Linked DNA regions of Homo sapiens: region 2 is linked to region 1. Evidence: read pairs that join two places in POLR2A ChIA-PET (ENCODE). Cell type or tissue: GM12878. All regions are shown on one strand. Links, peaks and the distances in the headings refer to the core of each region. The heading gives the core; the rest is flanking DNA.

The links. Peaks named below come from ENCODE experiments on the same cell type or tissue, not always from the same donor. Only the 100,000 strongest peaks of a DNase experiment are listed, where the experiment ranks them.
Region 2: POLR2A ChIA-PET joins it to region 1 with 8 read pairs; 2 of 35 experiments call an interaction of 5 or more read pairs at or near these places.

What each region holds. Positions count from the first base shown.
Region 1 is chr19:48,313,868-48,319,246 of GRCh38, reverse strand. It overlaps ODAD1 (outer dynein arm docking complex subunit 1), which reads left to right. Exons shown (of 16, transcript NM_001364171.2): 4 at 435-534; 5 at 671-860. Among named protein-coding and RNA genes, the nearest start is that of ODAD1, 5.4 kb to the left of the region's middle. In GM12878, for the core only: a CTCF peak has its summit at 4,680; a DNase peak (open chromatin) is centred at 4,695.
Region 2 is chr19:46,911,891-46,917,269 of GRCh38, reverse strand. The region is part of intron 1 of ARHGAP35 (Rho GTPase activating protein 35); the gene reads right to left. Among named protein-coding and RNA genes, the nearest start is that of ARHGAP35, 54 kb to the right of the region's middle. In GM12878, for the core only: no CTCF peak of the experiment used is centred there; DNase peaks (open chromatin) are centred at 149 and 3,179; H3K4me3 peaks cover 588 bases; H3K27ac peaks cover 571 bases.

The DNA.
Region 1 (5,379 bases), core at 113-5,112:
TTGGGGTGATGGTCCAGGTAGGAGAGGATGAGGCTGAGCCCAGGGGATGGGTTGAGAGAGGGAGGAGGCAAGAGGATGGGGCTGAGGGCTGCTGATGGTGGGGCAGAAAAGGAGGGAGGGAGCAAGAGCCTTCCCAATTCCAGGTGGTGTGCCCAGGTCCCAGAAGACCCAGAGGCCTTCCAGAAGTGCCCTCTGGTGGGATGGGAGTGGGTTTTAGGGGAAAAAAACCCTGAGTTCAGTTTTGGGTATGAAGGGATGAGGAAGCTCGAGGGATCCCGGAACTGAGGTGCATTCCTAGAGGGGTGTTGGGGGCTGGATCTGCAGTTCAGTTGCAGTTTGTGAGACCCCAAAGGGAGCAGAATTCCTAGGTCCTGGGTTGGGAGGAGCTGGTGGCCAGGATCCCTGCTGAGTCCCTTGGCTGGCCCTGTTCTCAGTGGATTGGGAGCTGAGTAGGCTGCAGCGACAATGCAAAGTGATGGAAGGGGAGAGGCGGGCCTACAGCAAGGAAGTCCACCAGCGCATCAACAAGCAACTGTGAGCTGGGCGCCTGGGCCCTGAGCTGGGGAGGAGGGGGTCAGAGGGGCTGAAGACTGGACTCCTGGGTCCTGCCTTTAGTGATGCTGAGTTCTGCCCCCTTACTGGCCCCTCTTCCACCTCCCTGCCTGGGTAGTGAGGAGATCCGGCGCTTGGAGGAGGTACGGGGCGATCTCCAGGTGCAGATCAGCGCAGCCCAGAACCAGGTCAAGCGGCTTCGGGACAGTCAGCGGCTGGAGAACATGGACCGCCTGCTGAAGGGCCGGGCCCAGGTGCAGGCGGAGATCGAGGAGCTGCAGGAGCAGACCAGGGCCCTGGACAAGCAGGTGGGGTTTGAGAGGTGGTTCTACGGATCCTGCTTACGGGCAAGTGTTGTAACCTCCCTGAGCCTTAGCTTCCTCATGTGAAATTGGGGCTATTAGGCCGGGCACAGTGGCTCATGCCTGTAATCCCAGCACATTGGGAGGCTGAGGCGGGCAGATCACTTGAGGTCAGGAGTTCAAGACCAGCCTGGCCAACGTGGTGAAACCCCATCTCTACAAAAAATACAAAAATTAGCCAGGCATGGTGGCACATGCCTGTAATCCCAGCTACTCGAGAGGCTGAAGCAGGAGAATAGTTTTTCTTTTGTTTTGTTTTTGAGACGGAGTCTTGCTCTGTCGCCCAGGCTGGAGTGCATTGGCACAATCTCGGCTCACTGCAAGCTTCGCCTCCCAGGTTCATGCTATTCTCCTGCCTCAGCTTCCCGAGTAGCTGGGACTACAGGTGCCCACCACCAGGCCTGGCTACTTTTTTTGTATTTTTAGTAGAGACAGGATTTTACTGTGTTAGCCAAGATGGTCTTGATCTCCTGACCTTGTGATCCGCCCACCTCGGCCTCCCAAAGTGCTGAGATTACAGGCGTGAGCCACTGTGCTCGGCCAGGAGAATCGTTTAAACCCGGGGGGCAGAGGTTTCAGTGAGCCAAGATCGCGCCGCTGCACTCCAGCCTGGTTGACAGAGCAAGACTCTGTCTCAAAAAAAAAAAAAAATCGGGGCTATTGAAAGCATCCATCTGGTAGAGTTGTGTTCAGTGGAAACATAGATGTTTGCTGCTTTAGCACAGTCCCAGGCATTCAAAAACAGGACTGGTGTGGTTAAGCAGGAAAGGTTCGCATGTTAGAGTCCCCAAAACCTGCATTAGAGTCCTGGCTCTGCCATCGGAGCTCTGTGATCGGGGGCAGGCAGGTTTTCCCCTCTCTGGGCCCTAGTTTCTTCATCTGCAAACAAGGACGGTGGTAATGCCACAGTCTAGACAGGTTGCGAATCCCATCTGTTTTGGGACCTTGCTATTTGACCTTGCAAACAATGTGATTTTTCTAGGCCAGTGATCTGTCAAGTTTTTATGACCATGACTCATGAGGTGTAGTTCATACACACCAAGATGCATACAGATATACACACACACATATATTAATATATCTGAAACAGAAGTTTCAGCAAATAATATATATATATATATACATTTTTTAATGTGGGATTCATTCTGCTAAATTCTGGTCTAGCCTTCATTGAAAAAACCAATTTGTCAGTTGGGCACAGTGGTGCGTGTCTTGAGGCTGAGGGGGCAGAGCTACTTGAGCCCAGGAGTTTGAGGCTTCAGTGAGCTGTGATTGCCCCGTTGCACTCCAGCCTGGGCAACAGAGAGAGACCCACTTTCTTTTTCTTTTCAAGACAAAGTCTCGCTCTGTCACCCAGGCTGGAGTGCAGTGGCTGGCAGGATCTTGGCTCACTGCAACCTCCACCTCCCAGGTTCAAGCGATCCTCCTGCCTCAGCCTCCTGAGTAGCTGGGATTACAGGCACGTGCCACCAAGCCCAGCTCATTTTTGTATTTTTTGGTAGAGATGAGGTTTTGCCATGTTGGCCAGGCTGGTCTCAAACTCGTGGCCTCAGGTGATCCACTCACCGTGGCCTCCCAAAGTGCTGGGGTTACAAGCGTGAGCCATTGTGCCTGGCTCGGAACCCCTTTAAAAAACAAAAACCAGTGATGCGGCCACAGGTAAGGAGTCCCCAAGTCAAGGAATCCCATCTGCAGAAACTGGCAAAGGCAAGGAATGAAAAGACAAGGTCCAGACTGGGAGAAAATATCTGCAAAGCACGTATCTGATAGAGAACTTGTATCCAGAATATATTAAGAACTTTCCCAAACTCCATTAAAAAGACGGTCCATACCAAGTGTTGCGGGAAGGATGTAGAGGAAGCAGAACTCTCATACTCCACTGGTGGGAATGTGGAATGGCACACTACTTTTGGTACACAGTTTGCACAGTTAGGCAGGTTTGTTTTTTTTTTTTTGACGAAGTCTCGCTCTGTCACCCAGGCTGGAGTGCAATGGCACAATGTCAACTCACTGCAACCTCTGTCTCCTGGGTTCAAACATTCTCCTGTCTCAGCCTCCTGAGTAGCTGGGATTACAGGTGTGTGCCACCACTCCCAGCTAATTTTTATATTTTTAGTAGAGATGGGGGGTTTCACTATGTTGGCCAGGCTGGTCTTGAACTCCTGACCTCAAGTGATCCACCTGCCTCGGCCTTCCAAAGTGCTGGGATTACAGGTGTGGGCCACCGTGCCTGGCCCAGTTTGGCAGTTGCCAAAAAACAAAACGTATACTTGACAATATGATTCAGACATTCCACTCCTAGATGTTTAGCCAAGAGGAAAGAAAGCACATGTCCATATAATGAATTGTACATGAATATTCATAACAACCCAACTTGATTTGTAAAATCGAAAACTGAAACAACCCAAATGTCCATCGGTGGTCGAGTGGACGAGCAAATTGTGGTCTATACATGGAATGGAATGTGACTCATGAATAAAAGGAACCGGCTATTGATACACACAACATGGGTGAATCTCAAAATAACTACTCTGAGTGAAAGAAACCAGATACCCCTTTGATCCCCAAAAGAGTCCTTACTATACAATTCCATTAATATAAAATTCTAGAAAATCAAACCAATCTATAGTGACAGAAAACAGATGAGTGATTGCTGGGGGGAGACTCGACTGCAGGAAGAGGATGAGGTGAGGAAATACAAAAGGGCATGAGGAAACTTTTAGGGGCGATGGATATTTTCACTATTTTATGTCAAAACATAACAATTACACAGTTTATTTATTTATTTAGAGATGGAGTCTCGCTCTGTCACCCAGGCTGGAGTGCAGTGGCGCAGTCTCAGCTCACTGCAATCTCCACCTCCTGGGTTCAAGCAACTCTTCTGCCTCAGCCTCCTGGGTAGTTGGGACTACGGGTGCCTGCCACGATGCCTGGCTAATTTTGTATTTTTAGTAGAGACGGGGTTTCGCCATGTTGGCCAGGCTGGTCTCGAACTCCTGACCTCAGGGGATCTGCCCACCTCAGCCTCCCAAAGTGCTGGGATTACAGGCGTGAGCCACCGTGCCCATCCCACATTGAACACTAAATATGTGCAGTTTTACCGTATGTCATCTCTTCTTTCATAAAGCAATTACTGAGGCAGGAGGATTGCTTGAGCCTGGCCTGGGAGGTGGAGGCTGCAGTGAGCTATGATGGTGCCACTGCACTCGGCCTGGGTGACAGAGTGAGACCCTGTCTCTAAAAAAAAGAAAAAATAAAAGAAAGAAAGAAAATTTTGTTGGGATTCATGTGCAGTTGAAAGAAATAATGCAGAGACATCCCTTGTACACTTTGCTGCATTTTCCCCCAGTGTCAACATTTTGGACATTTCTTTTTCTTTTCTTTTTTGAGGTGGAGTCTCGCTCAGTCACCCAGGCTGGAGTGCAGTGGTGCAATCTCGGCTCATTGCAGCCTCCACCTCCCAGGCCAGGCTCAAGTGATTCTCGTGCTTCAGCCACCCGAGTAGCTGGGATTACAGTCACGTGCCATTACGCCCAGCTAATTTTTGTATTTTTAGTAGAGATGGGGTTTCACCATTTTGGCCAGGCTGGTCTCAAACTCCTGACCTCAGGTGATCCACTCGCCTCGGCCTCTCAAAGTGCTGGGATTACAGGCGTGAGACACTGCGCCCACCAACAATTGGGTATTTGGCTTTTATTGCAGCAACTGCTGAAAATCCAGTCTCACAAAGATGTGACATCTTCAAAAGGATGATAGCGCCCTCTCATGTTGAACTTGTGAACTGCCTTAAGCTAGCAGTTCATGTGGTATCTGACCAATATCAAGGTCTTCCTCAAAAATTTAAAACATCCTCATGCTGAGTCTTAAGTTTGCTGCAGCCTTCTGGGGTATCTTTGGTACGTGGATTAGTTTGTTAGGGCTGCTATGACAAAGTTCCACAAATTGGGTGGCTCGTATAACAAAAATATGTTTTCTCATAGTTCCAAAGGCCAGAAGTCCAAGATCAAGATGTAGGCAGGTTTGGTTCCTTCTGAGCAGTGTGGGGGAGAATCTGTCTGTTCCATGCCTCTCTCTCTCTGCTTCTGCCGGTTTGCTGGCAGTCTTGGGTACTTTGGCTTGTAGACATGTCACCCAATCTCTCAGCTCACTGCAGCCTCCACCCCCTGGGTTCAAGCGATTCTCCTGCCTCAGCCTCCCAAGTAGCTGGGATTACAGGCATGTGCCACCACACCTGGCTAATTTTTGTATGTTTAGTAGAGATGGGGTTTCGCCATGTTGGCCAGGCTGGTCTCGAACTCCTGACCTCAAGTTATCCACCCATCTCAGCCTCCGAAAGTGTTGGGATTACAGGCGTGAGCCACCACACCTGACCTCTGTCTTTATCCTTACGTGGCATTCTCCCTGTGTGCGTATCTATGTCCAAATTTCCTTTTTTGTTTTGTTTTGTTTTGAGACAGGATCTCCC
Region 2 (5,379 bases), core at 114-5,113, 1.4 Mb after region 1:
TAAGTGAAATAAGCCAGTCACAAAAAGACAAATACTATATGATTCCACTTATATGCAGTACTTAAGAGTAGTCAAACTCATAGAGACAGAAAGTAGAACAGTGGTTGTCAGGGGCTGGGGAAAGTGGGAATGAAAAGTTACTGCTTAATGGGTACAGAGTTTCAGTTTTACAAGATGGAAAGTGTTACAGAAATAGTTGCATAACATGAAAGTATTTAATATCGCTGAACTGTATAGTTAAAAATGATTAAAATGGCAAGTTTTATGTTTTGTGTATTTTAACACAGTAAAAAAAAGATTGAAAAAAAAAAGAAATGCAGGAAGGATAAATCCTCCCAAATAAAATATTTTATCAATGTAAATCTATAAAATCTATCATGTGAAAATGTCTCCACTTTTAGGAAACTGACACCTTAGTATTTTGAGGGGAAGGGCCATAATGTACGTAACTGATCCCACTGGAAAAATTATGTATACAGAAAGAGTAAGAACACAAATGGGGTGGTAAATTGTTAACAACACATGAATCTGAAAAAAAAAAATAGATGAATCTGGGTAAAGCATATAGGATATTCCTTTGTGCTATTTTTACAAGTTTTCAATCATTTCCAAATAAAAAAAAATTAAGTGTGTAAATACGAGATGGTTTCCCTGACAAGAATGCAAGCTCTGTGAGGCCTGTCCCCTGTTTAGTTCTATTCTGTGTCCTCAGCCTATGACACAGTGCTTGACACAAATATTCACTGAAAGAATCAATAACTGAATGATGATTCAGCATATTAAAAGGTCCCCAAGCCCAGCCTTTCAGATTCGGGAAAGCCTTTCTGTAGGAAGTTCCATCTCAGGTGAGACCTGAAGTATGAAGTGCATTTAAGACAGAGGGACAGAGTGTGCACAGACCCTTCCCTCCGCAAAAAAAAGCACTGCCAGTTGGGAGAACCAACTGGAACAAAGTGTGTGTGGGGAAAGAATGGGTAAGATGCATTAGCAAGGAACCAGGGACTGGATCAAACCACTTTAAGAGTTTGGATTCCTTCGCTGGGCGCGGTGGCTCACGCCTGTAATTCCAACACTTTGGGAGGCCGAGGCGGATGCATCACGAGGTCAGGAGATCAAGACCATCCTGGCTAACATGGTGAAACCCCGTCTCCACTGAAAGTACAACAAATTAGCTGGGTGTGGAGGTGGGCACCTGTAGTCCCAGCTACTCAGGAGGCTGAGACAGGAGAATGGAGTGAACCCGGGAGGTGGAGCTTGCAGTGAGCCGAGACACGCCACTGCACTCCAGCCTGTGCGACAGAGCGAGACTCCATCTTAAAAAAAAAAAAAAAAAAAAAAAAGAGTTTGGATTCCTTCCTGAAGGCTATGGGGAACCACAGAATGTGGCCAAAAAAATGGCACCTTAAAGAACCTAAAGTTTTAACAGCTTAAGTTAAACAAACTGTTATGGCTTACAGTCTTTAGCAACTTTCCAGCTACGACAGTTTATGCTGCACTTCAGTTTACTTAGATACTCCAATATAACTGTGCAAGCACTGAACCTGCAGCCAAATGAACATTCTCTCAAGACAATCACAAAGAGGAGAATCTGAAATGAACAGAGCAATTTTCTTCTGAATCTCATTTATGTCTGTAGGAACCTAGGCTTGCCATGACCTCATTATGTTTTTGTAAGCCTATTGCATAAGAAATGCCACTGGAAGTCAGACCACCACGCATTATTCTGACTGACACCAGGGAGCAATGAATGGGAGAGTGCAATTGTCCCCTGTGATGATAACCTCAAAAGGTCACAGACCTTTTCCAAACATCCATAGCTTCCTTCTGATATCCCAGAAAGCCAAACCCTCTATGGAAACAAAATGTGACTAGACGTAGTATGCAAAAACTACATTTTAAAAAGAAAAATCTCAATGACTGTAGGCAATTGCCTCCAGATAATGGCATGTTCCTAAAGATGCCATGTTCTAGAATTCAGCAGGAACAAGCAAGGTATCCACGGGAAAGAAAAACAAACCTTTCGCATCCTCTACTTTTCTAGGCGATTGCTTACATAAACAAAATTATAAGATGCTTATGAATATCTAAAGCATGTTTACACACATCCTCTGAAATACCTAAAGGAAGCATCTGTACACAATCAATTACTCTGTAATATGCACATATAATTTTGTTTCAATCCATGAAGAAACTTAGGTTGAACAGAGCCTCAGACAGGAGTGCTGATGAAGGGTTGAGGAAGTCATGGGTCCTCATCTAACAGAGTCCTTCTCTATCAATTCCTGACCCCAGGGTCTGTCAGGTCTTAAGGTTACCAATCTTGAAATGCAACTTGGTAGCACTGGTCCTACTTAAAGTGACCTCTGCATGCAATTGGCAAGTCATCCCTTGTCTGTGACTCAACTGTTCTCTGTAAAGTGGGTCTAATATTTATCCCTTCACAGAAATCTGAAGGAAAAACAGAACAAAACACCAGCCTGCTCTCAAACCTCAAGAAATAAAGATATTGGCTCTATTTTGAAATGAACTAAAATGTATTATCCATTCAACACCTTGGTTATATTTTTTAATGGCATATTTTCAGTTATTTGAAGGATGCTAAAGAAAGCAACACTCAACTCTGAATAATGTAGAACTGATTATTTTATTTTATGAGATGGAGTCTTGCTCTGTCACCCATGCTGGAGTGCAGTGCTGTAATCATAGCTCACTGCAGCCTCCAACTCCTGGGCTCAAGTGATCCTCCCACTTCAGCATCCCAAGTAGCTGGGACTACAGGTGCAAGCCATCATGCCTGGCTAATTTATTATTATTATTATTATTTAGAAATGGGGTCTTGCTATGTTGCCCAGGCTGGTCTCAAACTCCTGGCCTCAAGCAATCCTCCCACTCACACCTCAGCCTCCCAAAGTGCTGGGATCATAGGCACGAGCCACTGTGCCCAGCCACGACTGTTATTTTTAAACCCAGAATGCTGCTGATCATTAAAATAGCTACAAAAAGTGAAAATCAGCTGGCATGGAAGTGGTTAATTTTGGGACACCTGGTAACTTTCCACTTGTTAGAAACCTAATAAGTTTCTTGGTGTAAGTATACTCTTCTTAGCTTTGATGTCTAGATAATGCAGTTTTACTAGTTCCTCAATTGGACTGAATTACACGGTAAACAAAGACTGTTATAAATCTAAAAACATCTCAAACACTTGGTTTAGAGGAAATAACTTTAAGTGCTTGGTCACAAATACATTCAACTTAGTTCTAAGAGGTGGGTAAAAAAAATTAGCTGAGTCACTAAATTTAATGATCTGAAGGCCACAAAGAAAGAGAAAGTAGGAGACCGGGCATATCCAGACTTCACAATGTCTTTAGAGTTTAAATGTGATGGGAACCAGTGTTCTTAGCAGGCAACTAAGATACACAACAGAATCTGAATGTCCATTCTAATAATTTTCCAGTGCTAATCCTTTTTAAATGGAAGAGTTAAAACAGAGGGGAAAGAAGGATCCTTTAAAAATGGTAATTACTTTTATCTTTGAGCTGTACAGAGATATTTCATTAGAAAAACAGAAACACAGGACTTCAAAGTTTCCCATTTTATGCCAAGAGTCAACTACTTCAGAGAGGAAAATACTTCAGAAGTATTTTGGTTTCTCAGTCACAAATACATGCTGTAATAAAACATAATGCAAATATCTACGTGCCTTCTTCAGACTGTCACCAAGCATCTAGAGTTGTTTGTGATTTGTTTAACCAAGACACAAGGTCCCCACCAGAGTGCCGCAACTGGAAGGTAGAAGGAGGGTGTTTTCTTTTTTAACACCTCTATGAAACACTCAGGGCAAGAAGTGGTAACATTCCCAAGATAGCACACATTTTTGTAGGACCTAGAAATGCCACCGTGATCCCAGATTTACTATGACTGGGAAAGTTCATACTGTCAACAGCTCTATCAGCATACGCCTGGAAGTGTGTGTATCACTCTTCCAACACAGCGTGTGTATCACTCTTCCAACACAGCAACCTCATCCCTCTCTCCCCGAAGTAGGAAATGTTTGTGTGCTCTGTAATCTAGAATGCCCCCTAAGACAAAAATCTTCCACCATTATCCATAATAAAAATGACCATCTCCACCTGAGAATATTCAACAACTTCTGAAAACACACTGAGTTTCAAATAATCACATACAGAACACCACCAACTAGTAACACTGTAAGGAAATAATTTCATACAGAACTACAAGCAAAGGAAGTAAAATACTTGTTATCACAATTTTCCTTAATCTCAATAGGGGAAATAAATGGAAATATACATCGTAACTAACAGAAAGCAAAAAAGCATTCTTCAAACCTCCTTAAAACCTCGTATTTCTCAATATCTTACATTTCTAAGTCTTCAAAGCTATGAGTTCCCATTAGCAGCTGGTTAAAATGTTTGCATTTGGTAGACACTTGAAAAGACTCAGTTGGGGGGTGGGAGGGGTGGAACAAGAAATATATCTATGTAGGAAGCACTTTCCATGTCAGGTAGACATGGAAGTTTTCCAGAGGAATGTATTAATACTTACCAAATAGGCCAGGAAGGATGGGATATAAAAGTTTCAATAAGAAGAGAACACGACCAGGAGCAGTGGCTCATGCCTGTAATCGCAACACTTTGGGAGGCCGAGGTGGGCAGATCACGAAGTCAGGAGATCAAGACCATCCTGGCTAACATGGTGAAATCCTGTCTCTACTAAAAAAAATACAAAAAATTAGCTGGGCGAGGTGGTGGGCACCTGTAGTCCCAGCTACTCAGGAGGCTGAGGCAGGAGAATGGCGTGAACCTGGAAGGCCAGCTTGCAGTGAGCCGAGATCGTGCCACTGCACTCCAGCCTGGGCGACAGAGCAAGACTCTGTCTCAAAAGAAAAAAAAAAAGGAAGAGAACACTGGCCGGGCACGGTGACTCATGCCTGTAATCCCAGCACTTTGGGAGGCCGAGGCAGGTGGATCACCTGAGGTCAGGAGTTTGAGACCAGCCTGGCCATCATGGTAAAACTCCGCCTCTACTACAAATACAAAAATTAGCCAGGCATGGTGGTGGGCGCCAGTAATCCTAGCTACTCGGGAGGCTGAGACAGGAGAATCGCTAGAACCCTAGAGGCAGAGGTTGCAGTGAGCAGAGAGAGTGCCACTGCACTCCAGCCTGGGCAACAAGAGTGAAATTCCGTCTCAAAAAAAAAAAAAAAGAAAAGAAGGGAACACTATTCTCTGGCTTATTAAACCACTGAATTTAAGCAAAACATTTTCTTAAAACCCAATGCTTCCATTTTCATATTAATAAATGCTAAAGTAAATTTTCTTAGGGTTTTTGTTTTTCCTTTTGAATAAAGATAAATTAGAG